Linked DNA regions of Homo sapiens: region 1 is linked to region 2. Evidence: read pairs that join two places in POLR2A ChIA-PET (ENCODE). Cell type or tissue: MCF 10A. All regions are shown on one strand. Each heading gives the region's core, and the rest is flanking DNA. Links, peaks and the distances in the headings are about the cores only.

Region 1 (16,954 bases), core at 2,980-10,979, 180 kb after region 2:
TTTAGCTTTTATTTAACTCCTACAAAAAAGGTAGGAAGGGGGAAAAACTATATTCCCTTCAGGTAGCAGCCAAGGAATAAAGAATATCCTACTAGTTCCCTTGTCTCAATATGATGTCAAAAGTGCAATCTAAAAAGAGTAACATTTCAAATACAGCATGTTCATAAATTCAGACACATCAGGAAGGTTGAAGAAGCCGTCTCTGGCTAAAATTGGAATAATGCATGATCAAGAAGTGCTTTTATTGAATAAGGCCATGACTCATGATATGACAGTTGGGTCCAGGAAAGAAGCAATATGGCTGCCTGAACTCATAGGGAAAGAGATGCAGAAAGACAACATGGTTCCTATATCTCATAAAGTTCTAGTTTTTTAAAAGTCTGTAAGGCAATCTAAAATTACTTACTGAATTAGTATTTTAAACACCATTAAGGAAAGGCCATATAATTTAAGTGGCCAAACTTATCACTGACACATTTGAGTTGATTTCAGGTAAGTCATGGAATCACAGGATCTCTGTTTCAAGAGCCCTTTGATTACATTTCCTTCAACTCCATCACCTTAGAGGTAAGAAAACTGAGGCAGAATGAGTTTAAGTGATTTTTCCAAATTTATCAAAGGAATTCTTGGAACTAGAACTCAGTTCTCTTATTTTCCTCCCCAGTACTCTTTTTACCTATGTTGTTGTGTTTTGTCTGATGTTAACATTACTTTCTTTATGCAAACATAGATTATACAGCAGAGTCAGATGACTTCAAAGTTTGTTGGGAAATAGGAAAATCCATCTGAGATGTAGAAATTGATCCCCCAAATCCTGATAACAAAGCACATGCAGAAAATCAAGAGTTAACTATTACAGCCTTCATAATCTGATAGAGAGGCACAGAAATCGTTAATACCTGAACGAGATCCCATCTGCTATAGTTTAATACCTGTCAATTAGGAAAGCAGGGGCTCACTGCGACTGAGCAGACACTGTTAAATCTGATCATTCAAATTCCAACTTGAAGTTTTGCTTACACAGTTGAGTATCTCTTTTCCCAAAGGCTTGGGACCAGAAGTGGTTTTGGATTTCAGATTTTTTTTTTGGATTTTGGAATGTTTGCATTATACCTACTGGTATGAGAGCTAAAAAAACTTCGAATTTTGGAGCATTTTGGATTTTGGATTTTCAGATTAGGAATACTTAAACTGTAATAAAGTATTTCTCACCATCTGGAAGCATTAAATCAAAATCCTTAACAGAAGGAACGAGGTCGTAAACTCACTGTTAATTCCTGCACTTTCTAGCTAAAGACTGGGCACACAAAAGCCTTCAATATTTTTTAATCAACTGATTACAGATAATTTATTTGCACTGTTTGGAATGCTGTATCTAATGCACTTTTCTAAAAAAACAAAAAACCTTTAAAAATATCACAGCTATTTAAGAGCCTTTAATTAAGTTACCCGGAATCCCATCTTGTCAAGATGTCAAATACAGATCAGAGGTACATTCTAAATAAATTCATAAAGAATTTAATTGTAAAACATCTGGTACATCTTTTAAATAGAATCTTTCAGTTATTGGGTATTTAATCTACAGGATGACAAACTTTCAGAGTGACTAAATCTTCTCGGAACTGAACCACCTCCTTCAGCATTGTGTACATGTGACTGAGAGCAGATTGGATCTGTTTGCAGTGAGGCTTTAGGGCTGAGAATCAGAAGAGGTGAAGGCCACAGTGTAGGCTACAGTTTTTCTACCCTGCCAACATCAGGCTTAATATTCCATTGAGTCATTTTCCTCATGCCGGCTCTGCCGTTCAAACACTGTAATTATTTCATATATTTTTACCTAGTTATTATCTTACTCACCACAGGCACCTGTAATTTTTCTGTACTTTTTTTTAACTGCTCATTTACTTATTCTTAATTCAGCTAATAATGGTTCCATGTATTAAAATTATCATGGGGAAAGTAAGTGAAAACCTCCCAGGATGTAGAGGCAGCAGATTCATTACAGCCTACAACAGGGAATAAAATATTATGTATACTTTTTGCAGTAAGTACATGCTAATTATGCAGCTATTTATAAAACACTTAACAACATTCAAACTGATACTCTTCAATGTTGTTGTTTTTTAAAACCCTGCTTTGCATACAAGATCTCTGCTTGCAGCTGAAAACAAACTTTGGGGGTCATCTGCCCACTGACAAGACAAAGCTTTTGTATATTCTTTATAACATGCCATATTCCTCTCCTGATGGTATAATAATAACAGCAACATATATATGGGACTTTAAGGTTTATAACGTATGTTCACACACATAACCTCATTTGATTTTCACAACAACCTGGTAAAGTGGGTAGGGCAAGTATAATGTATTAGTCCATTCTCACACTGCTGTAAAGAACTGCTCAACTCTAGGATAATTTATAAAGGAAAGAGTTCCACAGGGCTGGGGAGGCCTCAGGAAACTTACAATCATGGTGGAAGGGGAACCATCATGTCCTTCACATGGCACCAAGAAGGAGAAGTGCCAAGTGAAGGTGGGAAATGCCCCTTATAAAACCATCAGATCTCATGAGAACTCACTCACTATCACGAGAACAGCATGGGGGGGCCACACCCGATCTAATCACCTCCCACACAGTTCTGCCCCCAACACATGGGGATTAAAATTCAGATTACAATTCGAGATGAGATTTGGGTGGGGACATAGAGCCAGACCGTATCATATAATTACCCCTATTTTACAGAAGGGGCTTGGAGAGGTTAAGCATAATTGCTGAGTAATATAGCTTATAGGACACAGGTCTTAAACACAGGTCTTTTTACTTCAGAGCTTTTGCTTTTTTTTACTATAATCTGGGCTTCTTGTCTTTGTGGAGCAGCCTGACATTCTGACCACTGCGTCTATTTCTTCCTTCATATGGCATGTTCATAAAATGCAAGTTCTGAAATTACACTACTTAGGTCCCATCCTGGCTTCCCTACTTATATAAAAACTGTATGATCTTTGGTAAGTTAATTGACCATTTAGAGCCTTGGTTTCCTCATCAGTAAACTTCATAAGATTGCTGTCAAGGATGAAATGAGATAATACAGGTAAAACATGTATCTGAAACATATTAAGTATTCAGTAAATCTTAGCCACCAATGTTATTACTGATTCTTCTCTGGAAGTCATTTAAAATATTTTCAATGGACTGTTGTGGAATTTTTCATAAGACCTGGCATTTCTGGGTTTAAGTCTGTGATGTTACTCCTATCCACACAGGCTGCTCCTTTGTTTGTGTGTACCTACTAACTTTGAGCTCATAGGAGCGCCTTCTGTACCATCAATTTCTTTACATATCTCCCATTTTCTTGCTCAGAATATTTTTCCCACTGATTTTCAGAATCCTCTGTGTTTTTAGAAGTCTCTAGTTCCTGGCTATTCTCCTTTTAAGTCTCAAGCCAAGGGCTTGTACTCATAGCACAGCAGTTAGGACGTGCCCTAATGCAATACACTGCTTGGGTTCAAATCTTGTTCTAACATTTACTAGCTAGGTAGCTAGGGGCCAATTACCTAGCTGCTCAAGCTCACTTTCCCTATTGTGAAAAACAAGACTAAAAGAGTACATAGTGTTGATATGAGGCCGAGAACATGTATATGAAATATTTTTTAGCATATCTGATGACAGTCATTTTTTTCCCAAAAAGCATATCATGTTCATAACATCACCAAACAAAGTCTTCCTCATGGAAACAAACTCAAATTGCATATCTGCAGAAGCAAATTCCTCTGACGGTGACATATGGATCAAACACTTTTCAGAATCAGATGGGGACTATGATGACAAAATCTGGTTTCAACAAAATTTAAGTTGAAAGTTTTTCTTAGAAATCTAAAAAATGTTCCTAAAAACTTGGCTTCATTTAAAGAATATGAACCTGCTGCTATTATGTGAATCTTTCATCAAAAAGAAAAGCAGATTTTGATAAATGTTCCACTTATAAAACCCAAGTCAACTTATAAAGAGAACATCTCCAGATCAATTTCACAAAGATTTTTATGACAGGGACCCTAATTTTTCAGTGAGGGAAGCTGTTGTGTTTGCTTCTATACAGGGATGAAACACAGAAAAGGTGGATTTAGCTAAAACTTAGTGGCAAATCCATGTTCTATATTTTTTTCTTCTTAATTCAAGAAACTAAACTCATTATTTCCAGGCCAAAAGCACAAAATTTGTGTTGAATACTAAGCTAAAGAAAATTAGTATACTAACAAAAAAAACTGTCCAAAATTATTGCTTTTTAAAATTTCTGTAAGTTTAAATATCAGCCATTCATACTTAAGATTCTTTTAGCTGCAGTAAGAATCTGTCCTAAACAACAAACACCTACATTCATTGACATAAAAAGATAATCTATTGGCAGAGTAAGCTTCAGGACCAGTCAAATGCTAATGATGTTATCACAGACCCCTGTTTTTCCTGTCTCCTCATTTCAGCTTTATCTTGGGGTTCATTCCCATCATGGTTGTAAGATAGCTGCTGCTGGCAATTGGAGTTATAGGCTTCCTGTTTTTTTCTCCTAAATGTTAAAAAGGTTTTCACCCAAAAGCCCAGGAAGCCTCTCTTTGAATTCCATTGGCCCAGTCTAGCTAGAGTCTGGCGTTGCAGAACCAGTCTTTGGCAAGTGAGGCTAATTACTACGAGTGGCTAGAATACCGAGTAATAAGGCATGAATGTTGGCAAATCAACCACAATGTCCATTACATCAGTGCTACACGGACTTCCTCCAAATGTCTACCAGTATATGCAGGATCTCGGGCAGTTATTAGACCTCCCTGTACCTTGATTTCTCCTATATGTGAAATGAAATAAATACCAGGCATGGTGGCTCATGCCTGTAATCCCAGCACTTTGGGAGGCCAAGGCAGGCAGATCACGAGGTCAAGAGGTCGAGGCCATCCTGGCCAACATGGTGAAACTCCATCTCTACTAAAAATAAAAAAATTAGCTGGGTGTGGTGGTGCGTGCCTGTAGTTCCAGCTACTCGGGAGGCTGAGGCAGGAGAATTGCTTGAACCCAGGAGGCGGAGGTTGCAGTGAGCCAAGATTGCGATACTACACTCCAGCCTGGTGACAGAGCAAGACTCTGTCTCAAAAAAAAAAAAAAAAAAAAACACAAAACAACAACAACAACAACAAAAATAATATACCAGACTTTTTTGCTTTACATTTGGAGAACTGGTGTTGGAAAGATAAAGTAAATAATGTGAAAATACTCTGAATCAAAGAGAGTTATTAAAATTCAAAATAGTATTGACTTCGTTGTGATCACTTACTAAACTGAAGGCCAGCCTGGAGTTGTACAAACAAGAATATGGCAGAGTTTAATCACAAAGCACTAAATTGAGACAATAGGAGAGTAATTTGGGAATACACATCAGAAGCATTAACATACTACATATTCTTTGCCTATTTTTAGGAATTTAAAGTGTGTACATTTTCATATACATGAGCAAAGATTTAGCTGGAAGGATGCTGATTCACTCCATTGTGTTTGTTATAGCAAAAAAAAAAGAAAAAAACCGTGGAAATAATCTAAATATCCAATAGGTAGAGGCTGAGAAAATAATTATGACATATCTATTAATATAATAGTCATTAAAAATGATAATGTGTCTTTCTCACATATCTTTGCCCCCTTGTTGCCCAGTACTCTATGTGACACATTTCCAGTAGTCAGTAAATGTTTATGGAAACATCTAGAAGAAAAAAAAGATGATGCAGTTTTATCTATATATATATTAGTTTGGAAAGATATTCACAATATACCACCAAGTGAAAAACAGCATATTACCAAAAAGCACATGTAACATTATTTAATTTATATAAAATCTTATGAACATAAAAATGTATATATAAATTCTAAAATTTTAAAAACAAATTTATTAATGGTGGTGAGATGCCAGGTGAACTTTGCTCTCTTCTCCTTTTGTGGTAATTAAAATTTTTTGTAATGAGAATGTTTTATTTTTAAGGATGACAACTATCTATATTTAGAAAAATGGCATAGAAAAATAATGACATAAAAAGATAGTCACAAAATATTGCTTAATTAAAAGGTATACAAAATTATTTACAGTATGATCTCATTCTTACATTTAAAAACATATATCTATATGTATAGAAAAAAAGACTGGAAGGATATACACAAAATGGTTAGCAATAGTACACCTGAGAGGTTATAGGGTTATATACAGGTGGTTTTAATTTTCTTTTGAAGACTAAAGGAAAATTGAACTCAATTTTAAATGCAGATTTAAAAAAGGATTAAAGAACCTGGAGATGAAAAGTATAGAAATTGAACAAATATGATTTTCAAACTCATTATAAAGTACTTGTATTCATCGGGTCAAATCATGTCCAAACTGTGTCTAATGAATAGAGAGTCTCTCTCATTAGCACATAAAAGGCCTGATATATTAATGTTCAGCAGAGTTCTACTATCTTTCTCCATGGTAAAAGCAAAACTGGAAGAGACACACAATGTGGATTAAGAACAGAAATACGTGTCAGTAGCTCAGGGCTCAAATCTTTTCTCTGCTAGTAATTACCTTTCTCTGAGCAATTCATAAGTTTTCATTATTCTAGTTTATTGATTTAGAAAAATAGCAGTAAAAATACTGACTTCTTCATAGGGCTGCTATGAAAAGTTCCAGATGTTAAGCACTTTAAAAATACTCCACTAAAGCAACTGACTAATGAAACATAGTTAAGTATTTTACTATCCCTAATATCCCACGTTAAAAACATAGGGGTTAAACCACTTGTTCAAGTTTGCATTATACATCCCTGTTGCTTGCAGGTGTTCTGTTAAGCAGTTTATGATGCAATATAGTGTCTTGAAATGTTCTTAAACTCTAATTAAAGGTTACAGAATCATTAAAATTTAAACAAGCTTTCAAATAAATAAGTTGTGAAGAGAGAGAGAGAAAAAAAAAAGGCAAACTCCAGGTTTGGAATCATCTGGAGAACTCAGCTATTTGCCCTGGGCAAGCCACTCCTTTTTTGTTTTTTTGTGGGGGCTGGGGGTAACTTCAGGACCCTGATTTGTAACACAAAGCTAATACTAACCCAATAGAATCCTGCCAGGATAGAGTGGTATAATATTGGTCAATGCTCTTAGCATGCACCTGACACAGACAGAGCTGATTCAAAATAGAACAGTGAAGAGAATCTAAGTTCCCACAGGGCCAGATATGAGCCAGGTGGTCTGAGGGACCTAGATAATACAGATTATACCCAGTCACCCTGGATTCCCCCGTCTACAGACAAAAGAAGTCAGATTTGACGTCACAGCTCTTCCACGCCTGTTTGCTTTCTTGCCTTCCCCTCTCCCTGCCCGCCAGTATCATTTTTCCCCCTCCTCCCTACCTGGGCATGGAACGGACCTTCTCTCCAGAGCGCTATTTTAAAAAGAGAAGTTAGTGATTTGAATGTTCTCAGTCAACCCTTGAAGGGGAACAAGCTAATACACGAAGAAGTTAGAATCTGAAAAAAAAAAAGACAAGCGCAGTGTTTGGGGCTTGGACTTGTAAAGATGCCGGGCCTTGGCCCGCTGAACTCGCTGACTCGCCCTTGAGTTTTGTTTGCCTTAGGCTTATCTGCTAAAAAAAACCAAGTCTAAACTCAATGGTGGATTTTATTTTTCCTTCCAGCAAATCTCAAAGGTCTATAATGATTAGTGCGTATGGAGTTAAAAGAGCACAGACATCCTGAATTTGTTCATTTTACTCGAGAAAAATTGAGTATGTGCCAGAAAAAATATATAATGTATGTAAGTCTCATTAAGCCATCATTACTCGGTAAAACAGTTTCCAGGCAAATAAACACACAAATCTCCCTCTTGAAGCTGCCTCTGAGTTGCACCTTCAACTCAAATCTCCTGTCCTCATACATTGTTTACTTCAAAGAGAATTATGAGTGAACAAGAAAATGAGAATCAGGTAGGGTAATTATAATCTTGAATGAGGAAAACATGCCAACATTCACTGAATTCCTAAAAAAAAAAAAAAAGAAAGAATAAAAGAGTCATTCTCCTTCAATATATTTAACTGCTCAAAAGGGCCAAAGTGATTTGGGGTCTAAATTTTTGTTGTTCTAAAAATAAAACAAAATCTTAGAATATACTTTCACATGCTCCCAAAATTGAGTGTGAAGCTTATTAATAATACCCACTTCTTTTATTCCACTCCCATTTTCTGAGAATGTTTGCTCTGTGCTACATACCAGCATCAACTGGGCCATTCCAAACACTGTTGAAAAGCTGTCCCAAATAAACTTGGCCTTCAAGCTATAGAGAGGAATTGTCACTGGAGTTTCAAATTTTGGGTCTTTAAGTCAGTAAGATGATAATAAAAAGTAGTAACAAAGAAAGAAATTTTGGTATCTAGAGGAGAGGATAGACGAGGATGAATGGGAAAAGAAAGTTATCCTACAGTGATAACTTGTATTTATCTCAGCAGCTTAGCAATTTAATACCATAGCTCGGAGGAGGAACACAAGCCGACCACAGTCCACCCTGCCAGGGAACAGTCTGTCTCTGAGGTTAGGGAACCATTCCTGCTAATACTCCCAGGTTCTTCTCCATAACCCTTTCTAGCCTGCCTCCCAGGCAATGGATTTTTTTTTTTTTTTTTTTTTTGCCAGCATCACCTTCCTGTGGTAAGCTGGTTCACACTTCTCTGCACAGATAATGGTACAGTTTGGATGTTTGTCCCTGCCCATATCTCATGTTGAAATGTAATCCTCAATGCTGGAGGTGGGCCTGGTGGGAGGTGTTTGGTTCATGGGGGTGGACCCCTCGTGTCTTGGTGCTGTCCTTGAGATAGTGAATTCTCATGAGATCTGGTCGTTTAAAAGTGTTTGCCACCTCCCCCACCTCGCTCCTGCTCCCCCTTCACCTTCAGCCACAATTGTAACTTCCCCAAGTCCTCCCCAGAAACAGAGGCTGGCACGATACTTCCTAGCAGAACTGCCAGTCAATTAAACCTCTTTTCTTATAAATTACCCAGCCTCGGGTATTTCTTTATAGCAATGAAAGAATGGCCCAATACAGGTAACAAGGAGGAAATCCTTAAACATGGCACAGCAGACCTCTGCCAGGCAGAGCTAGAGTCTGTACAGGGGAAAACTGTGGGAAATGTGGGAAAACACATTTCAGTGTGATGAGGGTGGAATGCACAACTCTGCCTGGGCCATGACTTACCTGCAGAAGATGAGATAAGAATGGCCCTCGATAGGGGGGGTTGTCTTCGAGGGAATAGGGACTTACAATCACAATAAAAGGATATTGGGCCACCAGTGCCGGGCAAAGCTGGGTATTTGGCATAAAAACACAGTGCATCATAATAAAGTCATTTAAAACAGAATCTGGAAGGGGAAAAAAACAGAAAAGGAAATTAGGTTCTTGTGGAAATCTTTAGGAAAGCAAGAGTATCCATTCACTTGTTCTTAGTCATTGGTTCTAACACATTGGTTTGGGGCATGAGTTTACTTTACATGGAAGCACTTCATATAAATAATGGTGTTGACAGAGATTGAGATGAAAATCAGTTTCTTATGACAATGGACAAAAAGTATAATATTTTAAAGAGAGACAGCCTTGTACAAACGGCACTGGGTACCTTAGCCACCAAAGATTTTAAAATCTGTGTACTTAAAGGGTCACATGTGGGCAGTACCATACATGCAGAACGAAGACATGGTCGTTTCTTTGTCTATACCGTATTTGTTTTTTCAAAATCCTTTCTCTTTTATGTCTTTTTCACCTCCTATTTCCAAAAGAAGCAATGAAAGGTAGGAGGACAATAGAATTACAGAATCAGGACGTGGTAAGAGCAGAGAATTGGTGAGGGGAGAAAGAAGCAGCAAAAAAAAAAAAAAAAGAAAGAAAGAAAAGAAAGAAAGAAAACAAGATTAAGGCTGTGAGCAGCAACTAGAGCAAAACAAAGGCTAACAAAACAGAAGCTGGTGGATTCAAATGGTGACTGTCCTATATGTGAAACTATTTTGTAGGTAAGGAAGCAGGGGGTTGGCAAGGGAAGTAAGGCAGGTCCCCCAAATAAGCTTCATTTACTTCATCATTGAATTTGATGCTGGTTCTTCATTGCAGACAACATGCCCTGGCTAGCCAGATGGGAAAGCTCATGAAGGCAAACCTAAAAACCTCAGGACTATGCCCATCAGAACTTGGAACCCAAGATGCCATGACATTTCCCGGGAAAACATGAAATACACTGTCTGAGATTGTGACGCTCATCTTAAATGGAAAATGGTGAGAAATACGTACATTTTAATGCTATAAATTAGATTGCCAAATGTTGTCCATGTTTTTAATGAAATTTTATTGGTGAAGTCTGAGTCAGTTACTAAAGGTTTAACCATTATACATAGTCATTTAAATATAACTGATGAGTGTAATACCAAGCTGTCACAACTCAATGTCACCAGGTCTTCAGTCCCGTTATACTGAGCCAGAGAAGAAGCAGAGAAGGTGTCAGACAGAGGCTGCAAGAAAATATTTTTTTTAATGTACCAAAGGATTTTGGCTTGCCTGAGCTTAACATCTAGCACCATCTTGATATGTTTTATATATTCTTGAGAACAGAGTAGGTAATACTTGCTTATATGCACCCAGGAGGCTGTAATATCCAGTAGTTTAAAGTTTGCTAAAGCAGAGACTTGACTTGGGTGCTCCAAGGCTGGGGAGGGAGTCAGTTAACATGGCCAACCACTCAGCTCACATTTCAGTGTGGCTTTCCGGCTCTCTCCTCACATGTAGCAACTCTTCTGTCTGGCACCTTCTCTGCTTCTCAGTATAATGAGACTGAAGGTGACTGGTGACACTGAGTGATGACAGCTTGGGATTACACTCATCACTTATATTTAAATGAGAATCATGGTTAAACATTTAGTCACTGATTCAGACTTTGCCAATGTAAGTTCATCAAAAACATGAACACTGGAAATCTAATTTATAGGTTAAAATTTGCTTAAGAACTAATTTAAAACATCACTTCCTACTAGAAGATGATTTACCAAGTCACTCCATGACTAATGCTGGTTTTAAAAGTAAAAATATAAGAACTAATAGGTCTCAGGTAGAAAACAGATTTTTGGTAAATTAAGAGAGTGTAATGTCAAATTCAGCAGTGTGCATTTTTATGATGTAAACAACTTTCACGGTAACTCTGACCTTTCTTACTGTACTGTAAATCTATAACTGCCAAAGGTCTCCTACTCTGGTATATCCACAAATTTCGTGGACCTACCCTAGGATTATTTAGTGTCCAGGACAGGAGGGAGGCACATTTGTATTTCTGATTTATGAGAAAGATACTGGTTTGTTCTTTATCTCCAAGGCATAAACATTACTTGTAGGAAAAAAATATCAGGAAAAACTGCAGGAAATGAAGTTCAATATTAAATTATGATGTTAGCCTAGTCTCTACCATCAAAAATGGAAGGGTCAAGAATCACATCCCACACGCCAGCCTTAGAATACACTGATTTCTAGGCTTTAATTTTTTTGATGAAGAAGAAATAATCAGGCTACTCTTGGCACACTGCCCATGGGTTAGCCCTGCTCTGCAAGGAACAGTAATTAAAAAAACAAAACTAAACAAAAGAAGCAGAAGCAGCAGCAATAATCCAATCTCCATCTCTTTTAGAGGTGACTTGAAAGGAAGGCTATACTTGCCCTTCATGGGTGGTAAAGATCTTATAGCTCATTCCTTAGATGCCACAGTCTCTAATGTACCAGAATATATATTTTTTTGAGTCAATATATACCTTAGGTAAGATGCTGATTCTTGCATTATGCAATCACACATTCTGGGCAAACAGTTAATCAGAGGGAAAAAATCAGCTGCATTTTTTCCTGACCCATGGTCCTGGAAATTTGGTTTATTTGAGGTTACATATGGCTCTTGGTAGCTATCCTCACATAACCGGTTCTTCAACAGTTTCTCTATACTAAATATGGAGTAACTTTTCTCCAGCATAGTTCTTATCATGTTCTTCTTGCTCAGACATCTTCAACCACTTCCCAGTGCTTGGCTCTACCTTTTTGTTGTTGTTGTGCAAGCTGGAGTGCAGTGGCATGATCATAGCTCACTGTAGCCTCAAACTCCTGGGCTCCAGTGATCCTCCCGCCTTGGCCCCCAAAGTGCTGGGATTACAGGCATGAGCCACTGCACCCAGCCGGCTTTACATTTAAGACTCTCTAAGATCTATACCCCAATTCTTAAACCTTTCCTTCGTTTTCCAACTTACGTATACAATAGTCCAGTAAAAATCCGACCACTCACTCTTCCCTGTCTATTTCTAGGTCAGTGCTAATATTATCCCTTAGTATGGATGGCTTTGTCCCTATCTCTAATTACTGGTTACCAGCCTCCTTCAGGGCCACTCTATATTTTCCATGATACTTTTCTAGATCCCTCACCTAGTCAGTGTCCCTGAAGCACTAACCACATTCTGCCTTATATTCAAGTTATGTGCACATTCCTTTATGTCTTCTAACAGATTATAAGCTTCCTGAAGGCAGGAGAATGATTCCTTGTTCACATTGCCTAGTCCAAAGCATCTAGCTTAGTGTCTGCCCAACAAGATACTCAACAAATATTGACCTGAGAATAATTGGCCTGGAGCCAGTGATCCTGACGATTATATCTACTATACCCTAATTAATTTGCTACATAAAAAACCTCAGGTAATCTATGTATAAAATGAGAAACTGGAATGAGAAGATAAAATAAGAATTCAGTGGTAAAATACCTTTAGGAGGTATATAATAATAATAATGATATCTTCAACTTGAATATATAGCAAAGGTCAATTATGGAAATGGATTTTGAACTAAGTTTTTGAGATAAATCTCTGAACTTCTTTTAGTGAGAAAGGCTCTTCTATGGAGCTCAATGTGCTTAAAATATTAACCCACAACATTATTCTGAGAGACAGGCAGTAGCATAGGATTAAAAAAAAAACACGTTGCGTGTGGGCTGTTGCAAAGTCATATACAAGATGGTAACCAAAGTGGAACACAATTTTATAACTCTGAACACTTAGTTCACTGGTGAGATTTGTTTTATTCACCCTAGAATTTCTGTGTCTTAGGTAACAAGACTGACTCACTGTAAGCAGATGTTATGTGTTGAATTGTATCCCCCCAAAAAGATATGTTGAAGAACTAACCTCCAGTATCTCAGAATATAATCGTCTTTGGAAATAGGGTCTTTGCAGATGTGGTCAAGTTAAGGTGAGGTCCTTAATGAGGGCCTTAATCCAATATGACTGCCATCCTTATAAAAAGGGGTAACCTTGGACCCAGAGACAGACAGGCACAGAGGGAAGGCTATGTGAAGAGTCACAGGGAGAATGCTGTGTGAACATGAGGGCAGAGATCCGGATGATGCATCTACAAGCCAAAGGATGCCAAAGATAGCCTGCAAACCACAGGAGGCTAGGAGAGAGGCATGGAACAGATTCTCCTTCACAGCCTTCAAAAGGAACCAACCCAAATATCACCTTCAGCTAGGATTTCTAGCCTCTAGAACTGTAAGACAATATAATTTTGTTGCTTGAGCTACCCAGTTGGTGGTAGTTCATTAGGGCAGCCCTAGCAAACGAATGGTGGCATTTAGTTATATTCTAGAGCAGCTGGACTCTACAACAACTGCAGAGAGAAGTATCTTACTCCCAACTGGAGCAAGGCTGTACCTTTTATGTAGGCAGCTTCAAATCCTTCGTGGGAATAGGTAGGATGTATGATAAACCCAATAGATGCCTATAGAAGGTGGGATTTGAATAACTTAAGAGAGAGATGCCTAGGGAAGATGAGGCATAGTATGTAGAAATGAGGCTGAGTCATTTCTAGAGAACAGTCAGGATTGGGGAGGGAAGACGACAGTCAGAAGGACTGTTCCCAGTCAGGTCACACAGAGATGCTTTTCAAATATCAATACACAGAATCCCCTTCCCAAACTGCTTTCGCTATACACACTGCAAATGAATTCAGGACTTTTAAACAATGCTATGCATGGATTTAATGGACATGCAAACGGTTCTATGTGTATACCTGTTGCTTCATTTAAAGTTGCCTCAAGGCGTATTGTTTCTAGAAAATGCTCTAAAATTTTTTCAGGTGTTCCTGACATCACAGTATACCTGGATAAGAAACAAAAATGCCATTAATTTTTCAAAAGTGGGCAAATCATTAAAAAAACTTTTACTTATCTAAGTTTTTTTTTTTTTTAATTTGAGATCCCAGGGAACCATATACCTTTCATGGTAAGAGAGACCACACACTTTGTCAAAGTCACACAAGAAGACAAAACAAACAAACAGAAAACCCACAAAGTGAAGTCGTTACTACAAACACTGTTCTTTTTTCCCTATATGGAAATAAGGTAAACTTCTTGAAGAGCAGCTTTAGCAGGCTGGGAACTGAGAAACTTCAGTCTTTTTTCCAAAGGAGAATAAAAAGGAACATGTAAAACCCAGGGCAGTTCAGGTCAGGCAGGGGGAGCTGGTGAGGGGAAGTGAGAGTAAGCTAGGTTATCCATATATGGGTTACTCATAGCAAAACTTCTTCCCACACTGGATTCCCCCGCCTATTTCTGGAATGCTCTGTCTTTCCCAACTGTACACTGGTATGTGCTTTGGAAATTCAGCTAATAATAAAACGAGAGAAAGCAAACAAAACCCCATAACACTGATGAGCAAACAAACAAACCCCAGTAGATCATGAATGGGAAATAAATCAGCAGTAGAAAATCCTTATAATTTATTTCAATGCCAGATATAAATTACTGGGGGTTATATTAGACATTATTTCAGAAGATCTTTCCATGGTGTTCTTCAATTAACACAGGAGGATTTATTTTTTAAGTTGCATGTGAACTGTTTCAAAATCATACTCAAGACAGTGACAAAACACTACTATGTGGGAGCTGTAGACAAAATACATTCAGATGATCTGAGTGCTTCTCTTCCAAAACTCAGGCTTTGCTTTTCTGCTTGGAATTTCACTTAAAAATAACAGGCAAGTAGGGGCCAGGCGCAGTGGCTCACGTCTGTAATCCTAGCACTTTGGGAGGCCGAGGCGGGCGGATTGCCTGAGCTCAGAAGTTCGCAACCAGCCTGGGCAACACGGTGAAGCCCCGTCTCTACTAAAATACAAAAAATTAGCTGGGCGTGGTGGCACATGCCTGTAGTCCCAGCTAGTTAGGAGGCTGAGGCAGGAGAATTGCTTGAACCCGGGAGGCGGAGGCTGCAGTGAGCGGAGATCACACCACTGCACTCCTGCCTGGGTGACAGCAAGACTCCATCTCAAAATACAAACACACACACACACACACACACACACACACACACACACACACACAAACAGGCAAGTAAAAACAACAATGAAAATAAAATTGTCTAATGTTCAGAAAGCAGTGAGAATTCAGCTCTGGTTTCCTTGCCTGTTTGAGACTTTTGAGGTGTGTTGAGATCCCAAGAGTAACTCTTAACATATTGTTAAATCTCAGGATCTTAACCCATGGCCTGAGGGAGTGATGTGCAGACATTTTAACATATGTGCATGTGAAAATGGTGAGGGGAGCACCTCTGGTATTGAATGAGGTGGCCAATGCAGTCTATCTGGAAGGCAGCTGTTAGCTAAAACTATAGTGCGCGCACAAGACCAAAAGGAAGCTAAACAGTTAAGTCTTTGAGGAAACCTGGCTTTGGAGCCTAGAGGAGGAGAGAAGGGGAATAGAAAAAAAAAATAGTCTACTTTCATCTCAAAAGTCTGACCCCTTTCTCAAAAGAGATAAGGTAGAAGACAATGGTTTTTCCTCTTGTGGGCAATGCATATTTGAGGAAAGAAGAGGGCATATTTATAAATGACTTTCGATATTGAAATAGAGAATATTGCTCAATTAATTCAGTAATTCCTGAAATATATGATTCTTTGATAGCACTCACCAGATGAGCTGGAAGAAGAGTAGCGTTGGCCACATTAATCAGGAAACGGGGTTAGAGAGAGCAACATCTGTCGAATGTTTACTATGCCCTAGACAGCTAGGTGGGCACTGAATAAGGTCGTCCTGTTTACTCCTGCTAGTTAAATATTATCTTCATTCTGCAGATGGAGAGACCGCTCAGGACGGGGAGGCATCATGCCTCAGGTCACAGAGTTAGTAAATGGGAGACCTCTGACATGAGCCAGGTGTGTCTGGCTTCAGAGAACAAGCATGAGTTTCATGGCACTTTTCTGCTTGTACAGCAAGACGCTCCACATGGAGACCAGGTCTAGCTACCTGGAGCTTTTTCAGAACAGGAAATTCTCCATGTAATTAACAACCTTCCTCTAAAGAGGGCTTGTTCAGTTTGTTTCTGAAAACGAGTTTTATTTCAATAGGAGTATATGTACATTCCATAACATGAAAACTGAATGGGGGGAAAACCAGTCTGTTACTTCGCGTGGCACCAGGCTGCTGGGAAGTTGCAAGCTCTATAGCTAGCCGTGTGACTCATACATCAGTTTGTAAAATGTGTCCCCTTGTCAAAAGTTTAATTCTACTAGAAGGTTGGCTTCACATTCTGGTATTCTTTGTTTGGACATCCTTTAGCTAGGGCATTATGGCTGGTCAAAAGTAATAGAGATCTGAGAGGCAAGCCAGATGCCTGATCACCTCTCTAGAAAGTGGCCTCTCTAAGCTCTGCCCACCTGGCCAGTCGGAGACCCCCAGGATCTTTCTTTTGCTACCAAAGACTTCCTCTCGTGGTACAGTTGCTGTGGCCACCTTACCCCAGCTTCTCTTCACAGCTCCACAGAAGGCTATTAGGTGCTAACATTCCCTTAGGGTGGGGGACTCCAAGATGGAGGGGCCAGGAACTTCTGGCCAGACACAGCCCTCTG
Region 2 (16,954 bases), core at 3,123-11,122:
TTCTTTTGGACTTTTAGAAACCGATGAATCAGTTTAATAGTTGAGACTCAAAAGTTTCCTGGTAATTAACTCGCTTGGCAGATCTATTGGTGATTTTATACTGTTTAAGCAATCCATTACAATGAAGTCCTGTTCCAAATGATCCACATTTCCATTGAAATTACAGAGAGAGTCCACAGTCACATTACCACCCTGCAAAAAATCATTCTCACAGGCAAAGCGGAGCCCAACACTATCTCGGATTCCATTTAATTTGTTTCTTGGAAGTGGTGTTGGTTTCTTCTCAACACAGGACAAAATAACTCCGATGATTAAAAATGATTAAACATTTTGGCAACTAGGAAGCGTTCTCCAATGGTGCTGCTTTAGGCATTCCACCAGCAGTACAGTCTCAAATAAAAATAAAACCATGTTAAACTGTATCTCTCTTCTTTTGAGTGTTTGCTTTTTGTATTTCCCTTAGTAAACAAGAAATGAGAAATGAACTCACCACACCATAGGAATATGTGTCACAAGTTTCTGACACAGGGAGACTCTGGATAACTTCTGGAGCCATCCATGGGAAAGTTCCAACCAAGGACATGTGTGTTGTATGGTTATGGAACCGAGAGGCACCAAAGTCACAGATCTGAGAAAACAGGAATCAGTGTCAACTTTCTACTTATTGGCTAATTAAGGGATTATCAGTTACAAAAATCTACATCTGAAATTAACAATTTTTTTAAGTAAAAGAAATAGTCCTACCTTCAATACTCCATCAGCAGCTATAACAACTAAAAAAAGAAAAAAGGATAAATTATGACAATCATCTAATTTGTTTGAGCTGTCTTCTACTGAAAAAAACCATAAACTTCTATTTCTGTCTTCAATATGGGATTATGAAAGGTGAAATCAATGTATTTACAGCATTGAGGATTTTGCAAAAGGGGGCTGACATTAAAACAAAAACTTAATTCCATTAGGTACTGATTAAAAAGGCTTCTGAGACACTTGTTTTATCCAAATGCAGTACTGTCCAGTAAGAAAGGCACAAATTAGTAGTAGTTAGGAGAACCAAATTTTTACCTGGGTTCTGCCCATGTACTGCCAATGTGATACTGAGGTAGTCATTAGCTTTACTACTTCATATTATATATATGGTTTCCTCCCAACTGAGTGATTTTTGTTAAAGGTGGAGAGAATATTCATTCATTCACTTGTTCATACATTCATTCATTTAATAAATATTTGCTGAGGCTACTGTGGGTAACGCCATGTATAATGCTGTGGAACAGGACTGTAAGCAAGTCTGCCACTGTCTTTGCTCTCAGGGGGTTTATATTCTTATCAGAGAGACAATTAAATAAACATCTACAACAAACTGGGATAGATTCCATGATGAGAGAAACAATACTATAGAGCCAAAGAACAATGATATCTGTGTCGAGGGCGGTCAGATGAAGTTTCCTGTAAGAAATGATGCTTATGCTAAAACCTGAAAAACACAGGAGTTAACCAGGAAGAGGAGAGCTGAGGGAGGAAAGTAGTTTCCTAGGCAGAAGAGAGAGCCTATGCAAAAACTCAGGAGCAGACAAAAAATGTATGGCAATTTTGGAAGGTAGGTGCCAGGTCAAGAAGAGAAAGAGAAAGCCAATGAACAATTTTATGTGGAGGGATGAAATGAGCAAAGGTGCAGAGGGGAGACTATGTCAGAGAAGAATAGACCTGGAGGCAAGGGCATCACTTGGCACTCAAGGTTTTGTGGTCCAGGAGACAGATGAGGACATCTGTACTAAGGCAGTGGCAAAGGACAGGAGAAAAGTTGACCGAGTCAAAAAATATTTAGGATGTAGGATCACCTAGGCTTAATGAATGGCTGGATATTGGGGGAGAAGGAAGCGAACTCAAGGATAAAATCAGATAAAGAAGCAATACAGATTAATGGTTAGAATAGGAGCTCTGGCTTTAAACTGTAACTACTATTTATCTCATTTCTGGCTTGGGCAAACAGTATTGCCACTCAGTAAAAGAAATGCAGGGATGATTTTTCGGGGTTAGGGAGAAAATGAAAAGATTAATTTGGACATAATATATTTTAGTGTCTTAAAAAATATCTATGTGGATGTGTCTAATCAGCAGATAGAAAAATAGTTTTGAAGTTGAGATCTGTTTTTGAGTGTTAATATGTAAATAGGGCTTTTATGGGAGTGCAAGACTCAGAGCATAAGAGGAGATGAGTCCAAGGATAAAGTTCTGAAGAACTGTTTCAGATGTTTCTTTTGTAAACCGTGCAGTGCCTTGAACATGATAGATGATCAATACTTACTAGTTACTGATGATTTTACCAAGGAGGGAAAATGATCTTTGTATGATCTAATATTTGAAAATAGCCTCAGGGTAAACCTGGTACTATAAGTAATAAGCTACAAACTTTTACAAATAGAAATGTAAATATTATTAATTTTATATTCAGCTTTCTCATTATAAGATTAACAAGTGCTCACTAGAAAAACTGCCATTATAAAAATACATAACATAGAAAGTGAAACTCTGGTTACCTTTCCAAGGGAAAAAGAATTGCTATAAGTTAGGTCTATATTCTTTCAATATCAGTGTATGTGTGTTCCTATTTAGTAACTATAATACATATAACTGTAACTTTTTAAAATGGGGACACTCTCCATTGTTATATAGTCTTCATAATGATAGCAGGGAAAAATCCATAATTTAGTTAATCATTCCTCTTTTGTAGAAGATTTAAGATATACTGAAGTCAAATAACATAGTTAAATTGAAATTCTGAGCATGAACTGAAAATTTACAAATTCATAAAACTCTGATCTTTTCTACTACAGCCTAGATTATTTCCTAATGACTTCCTGTTAGCTGACCATATATCAAAAGTGCTTAGTTCCAGGAAGCTTAAGTCTAAGAAGAACCAAAGAATACATGATAACCTAGAAGAGGAAAGGACAATCAGACAGGGTTAAATTGGTGGTCCAACCTGGACTACTGATAAGTGGCAGGTGCTGATAACTTCCCTCCCCGCCCCCATCCCTTCACCCCCTGCTAAACACACACACACTCACACACACAAACCTCACAGTCCTGAGGCACGTGCAAGGGTACCTGATCGATTCATTCCCTGGTTCTCTTCCACTACTTGTCATCACCACCCATTCTAAGGATCACACTATTAGCATATACTCGTTTTAATTAAAGATCTCCTAAAAATAGATAGTTCGCTTCCTCCTTACTGAGAAGGAGCATTTAGAAAGCATGTAAATAATTAATTGATTGGAGGGTATTCAGAAAAGTGGCAAACTCTGATGTTTACTTTAGCTAGTGCTATAATGCTACTGCCTTTCTCAGATAACTCTGAAGTGATGTAACAGAAGAAGCATTCTGTTACCACTCCTACTTGAAGGTAATGTCTAATCCTGCAAGTTATTTTAAAATGCTCACCCTCCAAATTATAAGATACAGGGCCATAAATAAGCTTTAGAAAGTACAGAAGAAGAGAAAGAAGAAAAAGAGAGCCTTTACTTTCCAAACTTCCAATCATGTGGCTCATTTCTGGGCACTACTCCAGGTAATACAGGCATGACTGGCATCAACAATTCACACCACGCAATTCAGATGCAACAAGAACAAAATTCAAAATTGATAGTGCACAAAGCCACCTAAAAATAGAAGACTAAAAATATATGACTGCATACTTTGACACAGCAGTATCTCTTTTAGAAAATGATTCTAGGGAAATAATTAGGGATGTCTTGAAAAATTTGGCTGAAATATTAAGCCCAACATTTCTTATCAGAGAAAAAATGTAAACAATTCAAATGTCCACATTCTGGGCTATATTTATACAGTGAAATACTATGCAGCTTCTTTAAATAATATTGAGATTTTTGTTATTTATTGACAGTAGAAAGGCTTCCATGGTATCAGCAGTGAGTCCAATAGTAGGTTACAAAAGATATGTAAAAGAATGATGCTCATTTCTACATGCAAGTGTATGTAATTTGTAATAAAATAGGTAAAATAAAAACATAACTACATTACCGTTTCTTGACTTGAGGTCTCTGTGAATCACCTTGACAGGAGCCTCCATATGTAAATAATGCATTCCTTTTCACACAAGAAGAAATAAAGGCCTATTAATATTTTTCAACATTACATCAGTATTACCTTTCATAGTTTTTCAAAGAACTCAAGAGCAGAAACTAATTCACATGTCTTATTCTTCCATGACTGATAAAATGAAAACAGAATATGTCTACATTAGTAACATGTATATGTGAAGTCAAATTTATAAGCTTTAATCTCTTAGAGGTTGGAATTTGACTGTGGGTAAATCTAGCTTCTTACAATACCTAATAAGGACACCTTAATTTTCTGCAGTCTGCATGAAAATAGCACAGTAACCACTGAAAGGAGGGCTCCACGACTAAGGTATTCCGCTACCAACTACCTTCTAAATCTGCCAAAGTTCTGAGTAAAATTTGTGGTTTTCATCTGGTTGTCTGCAGGTACCCAACTGCAGATTCTGATGTCCAGTTACCGAAGTTCTGGATGTCTATGGTTACCTGGCTGCAGCTTGGCTTTTTCTCAGTACCCATTCCAACAAGACCTGGGAGTGGATGTGGGGTAGTGGTGGGGAGAACTGGGAGGACTGATTAGTTACGGTTGGTAAATAATTTTATGATCTTCAGATAAAAAAGTATACAGTAGTTACAAAGTATTTCATTCCTTTTACAAGGATAAATCTTTGAGATAATCTGTATTTCAACATACTCCAAAATTCTTTCCATCATATTTATAGAGCTTTATTATTTTGAATATAAAATTATACTTTAAAGACACATTTTATGGTTACCACCTTAGTAGTTTTTGACTCTTTCTGTATTTACGTATTGTCTACCCCTTTAGAATAAAAAAAGGATGATTTTCTACTAAAATATATCCTCTTTATTTCTCAAGTTGTTTTTTCTAACTAATGGCAGAAATAGCCTCCCCCTCACCTCCAAATCAAATAGGCTTCTTTTTAAAATGAACAATGCATTGAAAATAATTTAATAAGAGGCTTAGGCTTTTTAAAGCATATAGAGAGGTTAATTTTTAAATCTTTATTCTTCTATTTTAATTATGATATATTGAAGAATCATGAAAGGACAAAGAAAATTTAAACTCTTGCCTTTTAATGATATCACTGAATGATATCACTGAAGAGTCAAGTTAACACAAGTATTAGTAATTATGTGATCTTAAATAAGATGTAACTGGGATAAAGGAAATTTCTCTTCTGATAAGAAGTTCTACATCCCTCAAACTGCAAAAATTCAATAGTTACAACTTGGGTAGCATTTAATAATCTATATGACTGGATTTCATAGTTACCTCTCTCTTGCTTTAGAATCAAATTCCTGAATAATTTTTCAGGTAGAATCTGTATAATTACTATTACTGGTAGAGATAGTTTCTACACTTGCTGACAAGTAAGGATTTCAAAAAACAAGACTCAAATACAAAAGCTTTAAATATAGGCACTTTCCTTCCTCATGGAAGATTATAAGAAAAAAGTACCATAAAGTATTAGTGTACGATGCATAGTATACATTTAAATAATATTTCATATAAACAATAGTCATCACACACACATAAAATTCTATTTAATGTTTTTGTAGATCCATCTATAATTCTGCCTTATATTTATTGCAAACAATTAAGAAGGCTGAAAAATACTTTCATCAGGTGTACATTCAGGGTTTCCTTAAAAAAAGAATTGGCAGGTGTAACTGAGGAGACTTTTGGGGAGAACTGGAATGAGTGGTGACCATTTTGAAACTGGATTGGAGTTTATCTGCTTTAATTGTTCCTTTTAAGCATTGCTGATTAGCTTGCAGCAATTTCAGATATACTTGCTGGTCCACCCTCCATTATCCTCACATCTAGAAAGAAGAGAATCTTTTTTGTGAGAAGATATTGTCTCAACAGCAATGATGCTGAGCAATGCCTATTTTAAAATGCATGAATCAACCTTTGCTTAAAATATTCATTCTCTGATTTCTCAACATATCATTGCTCCAGTGGATTCAATCATAGGTTAAACTGAAAGGTACATAGCTGAATTTGAAACAGAATCAACAAAAATCAAGGCTTCCTACTTAATCTCTTAAATTCTTAAGTTCTACACCCAGCTTATCAGAGAAAGCTGAAGTCATTCCTAAAGCCTTGATTTTTTTTTTTTAATGGGCCATCTTAAAGGATTTTTAAATGTTAAGTATTACTTGCGTCCATAAACATACAAGCCTCTTCTCTGCCTCACTCTTCTCACCTGAGGTCAAACACATTAGCCAGACAGGCAAAAGGGATTTTATTAATCTGCAGTTTTGGACACCATCAGTGGGTCCAATCCCATTCTCTCCTTCCCTTTTTTTATTTTTTTGAGACAGAGTCTCACTCGGTCGCCCAGGCTGGAGTGCAATGGCCCAATCTTGGCTCACCGCAACCTCCGCCTCCCAGGTTCAAGTGATTCTCCTGCCTTAGCCTCCTGAGTAGCTGGGATTACAGGCATGCGCCACCACGCCTGGCTAAATTTGTATTTTTAGTAGAAACAGGGTTTCTCCATGTTGGTCAGGCTGGTTTTGAACTCCTGGCCTCAGGTGATCCACCTTCCTCGGCTTCCCAAAGTGCTAGGATTATAGGCGTGAGCCACCGTGCCTGGCCTCTCCTTCCTTATTTTTAACTCTGGTACCAGTTTGCTACCTAATTTTTTTTTTTTTTCTAGACTGAGTCTCACTCTGGCTGGAGTGCAGTGGCTTGATGTTGGCTCACTGCAAACCTCTGGGGTTTGAGCGATTCTCTTGCCTCAGCCTCCCAAGGAGCTGGGACTATAGGCGAGTAGTGCACCACCACGCCCAGCTAATTTTTTGTATTTTTAGTAGAGACAGGGTTTCGCCTTGTTGGCCAGGCTGATCTCAAATTCCTGGCCTCAAGTGATCCACCCGCCTGGGACTCCCAAAGTGCTGGGATTATAGGCATGAGCCACTGCACCAGGCCCAGTTTGCTACCTAATTCGATTCCTTCTCTTCCTTGCCCTTCTGATGCAGAGCACTAGCACTCTTGAGAAAACACCAAGAATGACTCAGCTGATGTGGAGCCAAGAGACTTATCCCTCAGTCGGGATGATGTGGCATGTGGTTAAGGGGGTGCAGGGAGAAGAGTTTCCCAGGCTGGGAATCAGGGATGCTTAAGTAGAGCACAGCAGGAAGCAGAGTGACTGATGTTAGCTGTTTTGTTTGCTGTCTATCTATTCTAAGTGCCAATAAAGTAATAACATGGGTGTAACTGGCTGAGCACCCTAAATGCAAACGTGTGTAAGGTGATGTGCTGTAAGTTAAGTACTACCTATATATGCATTTACATTATTTAAGGGTATTTCCACAATGCTCAGGCAGCCTCCAATAAAGGCACATCACCTTGCTTACAGAGAGCTGGTCCTTGTGTTCTACTGACATACAGAGAAGTCACTATGATATTACATGAAAATATCTTTAAGAATATGAAAGTTTAAGCATGATTTGAGATGCCCGATGCATCAATACACAATTAAGCAAATTAACATAAAGTCTCAGGTACACCACCCTAAACACAGAGCTTATTATTTTTATAATGTAATGAGGCATCATTCAGCAGCAGCATCTAGCATGAAACTCAAAAAAAATTTTTTTTCACTTTCCCTATTTGAAGAATTTGGTAGGTGTTGATGAAACTTAAAATAGACAATTCCCCAAAGGAAAGACTGCTACTTTTGGAAGTCACACAGTGAAATCAACGTATGAGTTGCTCCCCTTACTGAGTGCTAAATCACATTATATTTGCTTTGTAAAGAGATGCTTGTAGAGAATGGAGTAGTAAAATGTAGAGGAGTTAATTGCCCCAGGAAAATTCAGACACACTTTGTAGGGGTTGCTAGAATACAAATATAACTATCGGTGTTCATTATTTAGATGAAGTTGTTTCCAAAGCAACTCTGACAGTTATAAATAAAGCCCAGAAATGTTCAGTTAGGAAAATGGAAAAAAAAAAGATAAAAATAAATGAAGTTTGAATTGCTTTAGAAAGCATTCATCTATGCAAGAATGTATGAGAAAAAAGACTGGGCACTTTGTTTAGGGGTTTGGTGTATTAAAAATATTTAATTCCAACAGCGATGCCTAAGTAAGTTTACATTAAATGTAAAATAAAATCTGAATTGCTTTTACATGGCAGGACAAATAAAAATTTTTTTTGCAAGTGGTTTCTATTTTTAGCATATTATGTATACAAAATGAGTAGAACTAATCCTACAATAAATCATGTTTTCTGGATACTGAGTCTAAGTAGAGACTTTCAGAACAACAGAACTATGATTTTTCCATTTAATGTGTCAAGCAAGCTAGTCAATTATAATATCACAAAACATGACAAACATGTCTGCCCTGAAGCTACAACTAGATTTCGTGGATAGAAATAAAGTAGAGTCTTAAGAGGAAGATAAAAGGAATTCAGGAGTGGAAAGGCAATGACCTAAAATATTATCTGTACCATCAGCTGTGGAATTCTTACTACTTTTGGTCTGGAAAAAGAACATCTAAAGACAGAATAAAACATTTTCTGATGTTAAGTCCCCATTTCAGGAGGGGAAAATGCACCCCACTAATTCTATAAGAATATACCAAATATTATTACCTTTGGCTACATCAGTGGCCCAGGTCATAATGTGATCCATATCCATCTCCTCACTTCTGTTACTGTTAATGTAATCATAGAGTGATCCCAGAGAAGCATATTCTATTTTAAAAGGAAAGATAAGCATATAATTAAAATCAAGATACATTTCAGAAATAAGACTTTATATTTTCATTGAGAAAATACATTAAAGAATTTAACAAAAGACATCAAAAATATATAAAAAATTGTTCCATGGTGTGGTTTCTAAAAGTTAATGTCATCCAGAAAAATATCTGTCAAACAAAAGACAGTAACTTACAATGAATAGTAAACTTCAGTTGAGAATCAAAAGCCATTTAGCTGGAACTGAGAAACCCAAAGAGGTGTTGGAAGAATAAATTTGAAACAAAGGTATGTATATAAATAGGTATTTCTTTAAAAGTTGTTATTCTTATGAGATAGATATTAAATGCATAAATCAGACAGCTTAATGACAGTGTAAACAAATCAATTGTTGTCACATAAGGACTTAGAAGAGCTCTCAAAATTTAAGCACAGAAGGTCAAAAAAGTGAGAAAAATCCTTTAAAAATGAAGTATAAATTACATACCACAAACTCACCTGCAATAAGTATATTATTGGATGATTTTTAGTAAGTTCATAAAGTTGGGCAACCACCACCACAATCCAGTCTTAGAACCTTTCCATCACTACAAATAGTTCTCTTGTGCCAGTTTGCAGTTAATCATCACTCTCACACCAGCCCTACAATCTGCTTTTTCTCTCTACCAGTGTGCCTTTTCTGGATAGTTCATATAAACAGAATCATACAAATTGTTCCTTGTGTCTGACATCATTCCCTTAGCATAATGTCTTTATTTCTTTGTTTCTTTCTGGAGTCAGGGTCTCGTTCTTTTGCCCAGGTTGGAGTGCAGTGGTGTGATCACAGCTTACTGCAGCCTTGATCTCGGCTCACTGTGGCCTCCACCTCCCAGGCTCAAGCAATCCTCCCACCTCAGCCTCCCAAGTAGCTGGGACTACAGGCACATACCACCATGCTGAGGCTGATTTTTTTTTTTTTTTTTTTGGTAGAGATGAGGTCTTGCTGTGTTGCTTAGGGTAATCTCAAACTCCTGAGCTCAAGCAATCCCACCTGTCTCAGCCTCCCAAAGTGCTGGGATTACAGGCTTGAGCCACTGCGCCTGGCCGCATAATGTTTTCAAAGTTCACTCAAGTGGTAAGCATATAAGAAGACTTCAATTCTGTTTTATTGCCGAATACTATTCTGTTGTATGGATATACTACATTTGGTTTATTCAGTCCCCAGTTGATAGATATTTGGATTGTTCCCAGTTTTTGGCTATTACGAATAATGCTCCTATGAACATTTGTGTACATGTCTATGTGTGTAAATATGTTAATTTTTCTTGGGTAGATTTCAGGGACTGATATTGCAGGTCCATATGGTAAGTTTATGTCTAACTTTTAAAGAAACTATCAATCTGTTTTCCAAAGAGGCTCTACCATTTTATATTCCTGCCAGCAACGTATGAGGGTTTCAGTTTCTCCACATCCTCACCAACATTTGATATTGTCTTTTTTTTTTTCTGAGAAAGGGGTCTTGCTATGGTGCCTTGGCTAGTCTCAAACTTCAAACTCCTGTTGTCAAACAGTCCTTCCCTGCCATCCTCTGCCTCACAAGTAGCTGGGATTACAGGTGCATGTGACTGTGCCCAGCAGTATTGTCTGTTTTTTTGATTATGGCCATTGTAGCGGGTATAACACTAGTGGTATCTCACAGTGCTTTTAATTTGCATTTCCCTAGTGACTAACAAAGTTGGGCATCTTTTTATGTGCCTATTAGCCCCTTTTATATATTCTTAAGCAAAATATCTATTCAAATCTTTTGTCCACTTTTACACTGGGTTGTTTTATTGAGTTCTAATAATTTTTTTTAGTTCTAGATACAAGTCCTTTGTCATATATATGATTTGCAAATATTTTTTCCCAGTTTGTCATTTGTCTTTTCATTCTCTTAAGATCATGTTTCAAAGAGCAGAAATTGTTAATTTTTATAAATTCCAATTTCTCAATTTTTCTATTATGGCTGTGCTTTTGGTATCATTTCTAAGAACTCTTTGCTTAACCCCAAAGCATGAAGATTTTCTATTTTTCTTTTGAGAGTTTATAGTTTAACCCTTATACTTAGGCTTATGATCCATTTTGAGTTCATTTCATTTTTATGTATGGTCTGAGGTGTGGCTCTAATTTTTTTTTTTGGCATATGGATTTATTTTTGAGACAAGGTCTCACTCTGTTGCCCAGGCTTGAGTGCAGTGGCACACTCTTGGCTCCCTGCAGCCTCAACCTCCTGGGTTTAAGCAATCCTCCCACCTCAGCCTTTCTAGTAGCTGGGACTACAGGTGCACATCACCACGCTGGCTAATTTTTATTTGTATTTTTTGTACAGATGGGATTTTGTCATGTTGCTCAGGCTGGTCTTGAACTCCTGGGCTCAAGCGATCCTCTCACCTCAGCCTTCTACAGTGCTGGAATTACAGGTGTGAGCCACCACACCCGGCCCTGGCATATCAATTTCTAATTGTCTCAGCAATCAAAGGCTGTCTTGGCATCTTTGTTGAAAATCCATTGCCAATCAATGTGAGGCTTTTTCCCTAGAATTTTAATTGTGTTCCTTTGGTCTATATCCCTGTAGATATTGTGCCAATATTGTATTATGTTGATTACTACAGATTTATAAGTTTTGAAATGAGGCAGTCTAAGTCCTCAAAGTTAGTTCTTTCTCAAAATTGGTTTGGCTATTTCTAGGTCTTTTGCATTACCACGTAAATTTTAGGATTGGCTTGTTAATTTCTAAAAAAAAGTCTGCTGGGATTTGGATAGGAATTGTGTGGAATTTATAGATCATTTTGGGGAGAACTGCCCTCTTGACAACACTGAATCTTCTAAACCATAAATATGTAAATGTCTATTTGTTTAGATCTTTAATTTTCTCAGCAATTTTTGTACTTTTCATTGTACAAGTCTTATACTTATTTTGTTAAATTTATACCCAACTATTTTATTCTTTTTGATGCTACTGTAAATGGAATTCTTTCTTAATTTAATTTTTAGGTTGTTCACTCTCAGTATATAGAAATACAATAGATTTTTAAATGCTGATCTTGCATCCTGTGACCCTTCTAAACATGTTTGTTAGTTTTAGTAGCTTTTGTGTGTGTGTGTGTGTGTGTGTGTGTGTGTGTGTGCGCATTCCTTAGGATTTTCTACCTATAGGTTGTCAGATAAGATAGTTTTATTTCTTCCTTTCCAATCTGGATGCCTATTACTTCTTTTTCTTGCCTGATCACACTGGCTAAAACCTTCAGTACAATGTTGAATAGATGTCAGAGTAGAACTTCTTTGCCTTGTTCCCAGTCTTGGGGAGAAAACATTCAGCTTTTCACCGTGGAATAAGATATTAGCTGTGGGTTTTTGTAGATGCTCTTTATCAGGTTGGAAAAATTCCCTTTTATTCCTAGTCTGTTGAGATTTCTTTTTTTAAACTTTTTTTTTTTTTTTGAGATGGAGTCTCACTCTGTCACCCAGGCTGGAGTGCAGTGGTGCAAACTCGACTCACTGCAAGCTCCGCCTCCAGGTTCACACCATTCTCCTGCCTCAGCCTCCTGAGAAGCTGGGACTATAGGCACCTGCCACCATGCCCAGCTAATTTTTTGTGTTTTTAGTAGAGACGGGGTTTCACTGTGTCAGCCAGGATGGTCTCAATCTCCTGACCTTGTGATCCGCCCACCTCGGCCTCCCAAAGTGCTGGGATTACAGGTGTGAGCCACTGTGCCTGGCCGATATTTCTTATTGTCAGTGAGTGTTGTCTGTCAAATGCTTTTTCTGAATCTTGAAATGATCATATAGGGTTTTTATCTTCTATGATTTTATTGTTTATTATGGTACCTTACATTGACTGATTTCAGATGTTAAGCCAACCTTCCATTTCTGGGATAAATTCTAATTGGAATTTATAATCTTCTTTATGGGTGGCTGGATTCAGTATGCTAATATGATTAAGAATTTTTACATCTATATTCATGAAGAATATTGGTCTGTCGCTTTCTTATGTCTCTGTATGACTTTGGTATCAGAATAATACTGCTTGTTCATATAGAATATTGGCATCTATTTTCTGAAAGAGTATGGGAAGAATTGATGTTATCTCTTCTATAAACATTTTATAGAATTCACCAGTGAAATCATCTTGGCCTGGGATTTTCTTTATGGAAATATTTAAAATTACTAATTCAATTATTATTATTTTTTGAAACAGTCTTGCTCTTTTGCCCAGGCTGGAGTGCAGTTGCATGATCTTAGCTCACAGCAACCTCCGCCTCCTGGGTTCAAGCAATTCTCATGCCTCAGCCTCCTGAGTAGCTGGGACTATAGGGGTGTGCCACCATGCCTGGCTAATTTTTGTATTTTTAGTAGAGATGGGGTTTCGCTATGATGGCCAGGCTGGTCTCGAACTCCTGGCCTCAAGTGATCTGCCTGCCTTGGCCTCCGCAAGTGCTAAGATTACAGGCTGGAGCCACTGCGCCCAGCCTAATTCAATTTTTAAATTATAGGTCTATTCAGATCTTCTGTTTTGATAATTTGTATCTTTTTAAGACAATTGTTCACTGCATCTAAATTATCTAATTTATTGGCATAAAGACTGTCATAACATTTCTTTATAATCCTTATAAACTTCTGCAGGAGCCATAGCACTGCTCTTTCTTTCATTCCTGATTTTGCTAATCTTTATCTTCTCTTTTTTCTTGATCAATCTAGTTAAAGGCTTGTCAAATTTATTAATCTTTTCAAAGACTAAACTTTTAGTCTAGTCTTTAGATTAATAAATCCTTTAGTCTTTGGAAAGATTAACAAATCTAATAAACTGATTTTTGCTATTGCTTTTCTGTTTTCTGTTTTATTGAGCTCTGTTCTAATCTTTATTATTTCCTTTCATTGACTCACTTTGGTTTTAATTGGTCCTTCTTTCTGTAGTTTCTTCAGGTTGAGGCTCAGGTTATCCACTTCAGATTTTCTTCTTTTTGATATAGGTGTTGAAAGCTATACATTTCCTTCTAAATACTGCCTTATCTGCATTCTATAATTTTAATATTCTATAATTTTGATATGTTACATTTTCATTTTCTTTCACTCCAAAATATTTTAAAATCTACTTTGATTTCTGGACGGGTGTGGTGGCTCACGCCTGTAATCCCAACACTTTGGGAGGCTGAGGCAGGTGGATCACCTGAGGTCAGGAGTTCCAAACCAGCCTGGCCAACATGGTGAAACCCCATCTTTACTAAAAATACAAAAAATTAGCCGGGCATGGTGGCTACTCGGGAGGCCGAGGCAGGAGAATCGCTTGAACCTGGGAGGTGGAGGTTGCAGTGAGCCGAGATGATGGCGCCACTACACTCCAGCCTGGGTGACAGAATGAGACTTCATCTCAAAAAAAAAAAAAAAAAAATCTATTGTGATTTCTTCTTTGACCCAGTAGGTATTTAGCTGTGTGTTGCCTAATTTCCAAAATTTGGGAATTTTCCAGATTTCCTTTTGTTGTTAATTTCAATTTTAATTGCATTGTGATTAGAAAACACATTGTATGGTATCAGTCCTCTTAGATGAACTGAGATTTATTTTATGGCCTCCCTTATGACGTATTCTGGAGAATGTTCCATGTGTACTTGAAAAAATATGTATTCTTTACATGTGAGTTAGGTAGAGTTGGCTGAGAGTGTTCTTCAAGTCTTCTATATCCCATTTTATTTTCTGTCTAGCTGTTCTATCAATTATTGAGAGTGGAATACTGAAATCAGTTACTGGTGAATTGCCTATTTCTCCTTTTAATTCAGTTAGTTTTGCTTCACATACTTTGAGACCTGTTTTAGGTGTGTATACATTTCCAATTGCTATGTCTTTCTGATGTCTTGATCCTTTTATCATTTTGAAATGGTTCTATTTATCTCAAGTAATATTTCTTATCTTTGCTGTATTTTGTCTGAAATTTAATATAGTTACTCCAGCTCTCTGGTGCTTACTGTCTGCATGGCATATCTTTTTCTATCTTCTTACTTTTAACCTATTTGTATCTTTGAATCTACGATATGTCTCTTGTAGAGAGTACATAATTGGATCTGGTTATTTTTTAATCTGATCTGACAATCTCTGCCTTTTGATTGAAGTGTTTAGAACATCTACATATAATGTGATTATTGATACAGCTGGGTTTAAATTTGCCATGTTTTCTTCATGTCCCCTGTCCTTCTTAGTCTCCTGTTCCGCCTTTATTGTCCTCTTTTGCAATAAAAAATTTTAATCTATCATTTAAATCCTTGATTGATTTTTATTATATTTATCGAATGACTTTCTTAGCAGTAGTTCAAGGGATCATAAAATGTATCTTAATTTAGCACAGTCTACCTCAGTTTAATACTAATCTAATTACAATAAAATATAGAAGATTTTCTCCAATATAACTCCATTCCCTCCCTTATCCTTTATGCTATTGTTGTGATATATTAATATATCTACATACATTTTAAAGTTAACAAAAGTGAACAAAAACGTATTGCTTTATACAATGTTATGTTTTTATTTTTATTCATCATTATCTTTATTTTAAAGGTAGAAAAACCATAAGTTGAATGGTAATAAAAAACAAAAATAAAAGTAGGAAAACTGAGGCATTTCATGAAAAGTGAAATCCATTGTACAATGCATAATACAGTCAAAGATCTTGAAATTAAATTGGTGTCTTAACTATTATTTCTTACCTTTAACCAATAAACATTATTTTTCTTTAAAGGAGATAAAAAGATTATTCATTAAATATAGTGAAAATAAACATCATTAATTAAACACTATATCTCGCTAACCTCTTTACATCCATTAACACTCTGTAGTAAAAATAATACTGGTTTTTGCTGTGGCTTCATATTTCTTTAAAATATTAACTAAAATAGATTTCTGATTTGGGAAACATGATAACCAGTGCCATTTGGTTTTAAAAAGAATTGCATCTTAATCACCAAGACAAGACAGCAAGAAAACAATGACATGGTCACTTGAAGATTCTCTCAGTCTACTCTTCACCATCTAGTCAAACACCCATAAATTAATTCCAGCAAAACGCCTAAGAAATTCATCAATCAACCTCCAAAGCACATCAGAGAAAGTGCTAATATAGTAAACAGTAAAAACAACAATGGCAGCAGAACATCTTATTTAAACTTTTGAGATGATAAAACAGTAGAGAACTGGGAACTCTTTGGAATTTTTTTCTTGTTTTGGTTAAGAAGATCATTAATACTTTATAAACTTCATACATATGGCCCACTGTAAGGTTTAAAGAATAAAAGGTTTAATAGAATAAGCAAGAGAATGCCATAAAACCCTTGAAATAAGAAACACTGCTAACTTTTACAAACACAAAGTTCCTCACGTTTCAATCAAGTTTAGTCAGCCCTCATTATTCATAAGGACAAGTAGGCCAGTTTACAGACAAGCGGCAACCTACGAATGGCTCTTAGGCATGACACAGTTCTTAAGATAAATATGTTTACACTTGGAACAGTCATGTGGATATTATAAAGATGGCAACTGCAGTCCTGTAAAACTATACCTAAGAAAAGAATGAGTCAACTTATATTCAGATACTTCTAAAATCCCTCATATTTTAAGATGCTCTCTCCATTAATTTATTTGAACAACAAAATACTGTTTGGGGAAAAATATATAAGTCTGAGATGACCTCAATCAAAGCTAGTTTTTCAAAGCTTATAAAGGTCACCTATATGAATAAGACAAAAGAGAGGGAGGGAAGTAGGGAGGGGCAACAAAATTTAACACAGAGCAATTATTCCTGGAACTATGAACTCTCAATTCCAACTGCGGGATGTCACTGAAAACAAGTCTTCTAAAGATCACTTTGAAAAGCTGTCAGTTATGACTACAAATATAGCATATGGGACTAAAATATTCAACAATCCTAATGTTATGCCATTGGGTACTTGTAGCTTGAGATAAATATCCAGAGATAGTATAATACAGAGATTTCCCCAAAGCATGATATTTCAAACATCTTACACTACAGTGAAGACATTGTACTCCGAAAACCATGTTAACTTTAAAAAGTCATTCTAATGATGATGAAGACATGGAATACCATTTGACCCAGCAATCCCATTACTGGGTATAT

What was found. ChIA-PET counts read pairs that join two places held together with the same protein. Peaks named below come from ENCODE experiments on the same cell type or tissue, not always from the same donor. Only the 100,000 strongest peaks of a DNase experiment are listed, where the experiment ranks them.
Region 1: POLR2A ChIA-PET joins it to region 2 with 7 read pairs; 3 of 35 experiments call an interaction of 5 or more read pairs at or near these places.

What each region holds. Positions count from the first base shown.
Region 1 is chr2:172,993,723-173,010,676 of GRCh38, reverse strand. RAPGEF4 (Rap guanine nucleotide exchange factor 4) reads right to left here. Exons shown (of 31, transcript NM_007023.4): 16 at 14,123-14,211; 17 at 9,333-9,411. Among named protein-coding and RNA genes, the nearest start is that of MAP3K20, 74 kb to the left of the region's middle. In MCF 10A, for the core only: no CTCF peak of the experiment used is centred there; no DNase peak of the experiment used is centred there.
Region 2 is chr2:173,174,714-173,191,667 of GRCh38, reverse strand. It overlaps MAP3K20 (mitogen-activated protein kinase kinase kinase 20), which reads right to left. Exons shown (of 20, transcript NM_016653.3): 4 at 8,713-8,814; 5 at 4,045-4,110; 6 at 745-773; 7 at 491-628. Among named protein-coding and RNA genes, the nearest start is that of MAP3K20-AS1, 99 kb to the left of the region's middle. RefSeq lists an enhancer at 1-113. In MCF 10A, for the core only: no CTCF peak of the experiment used is centred there; DNase peaks (open chromatin) are centred at 3,577 and 7,147.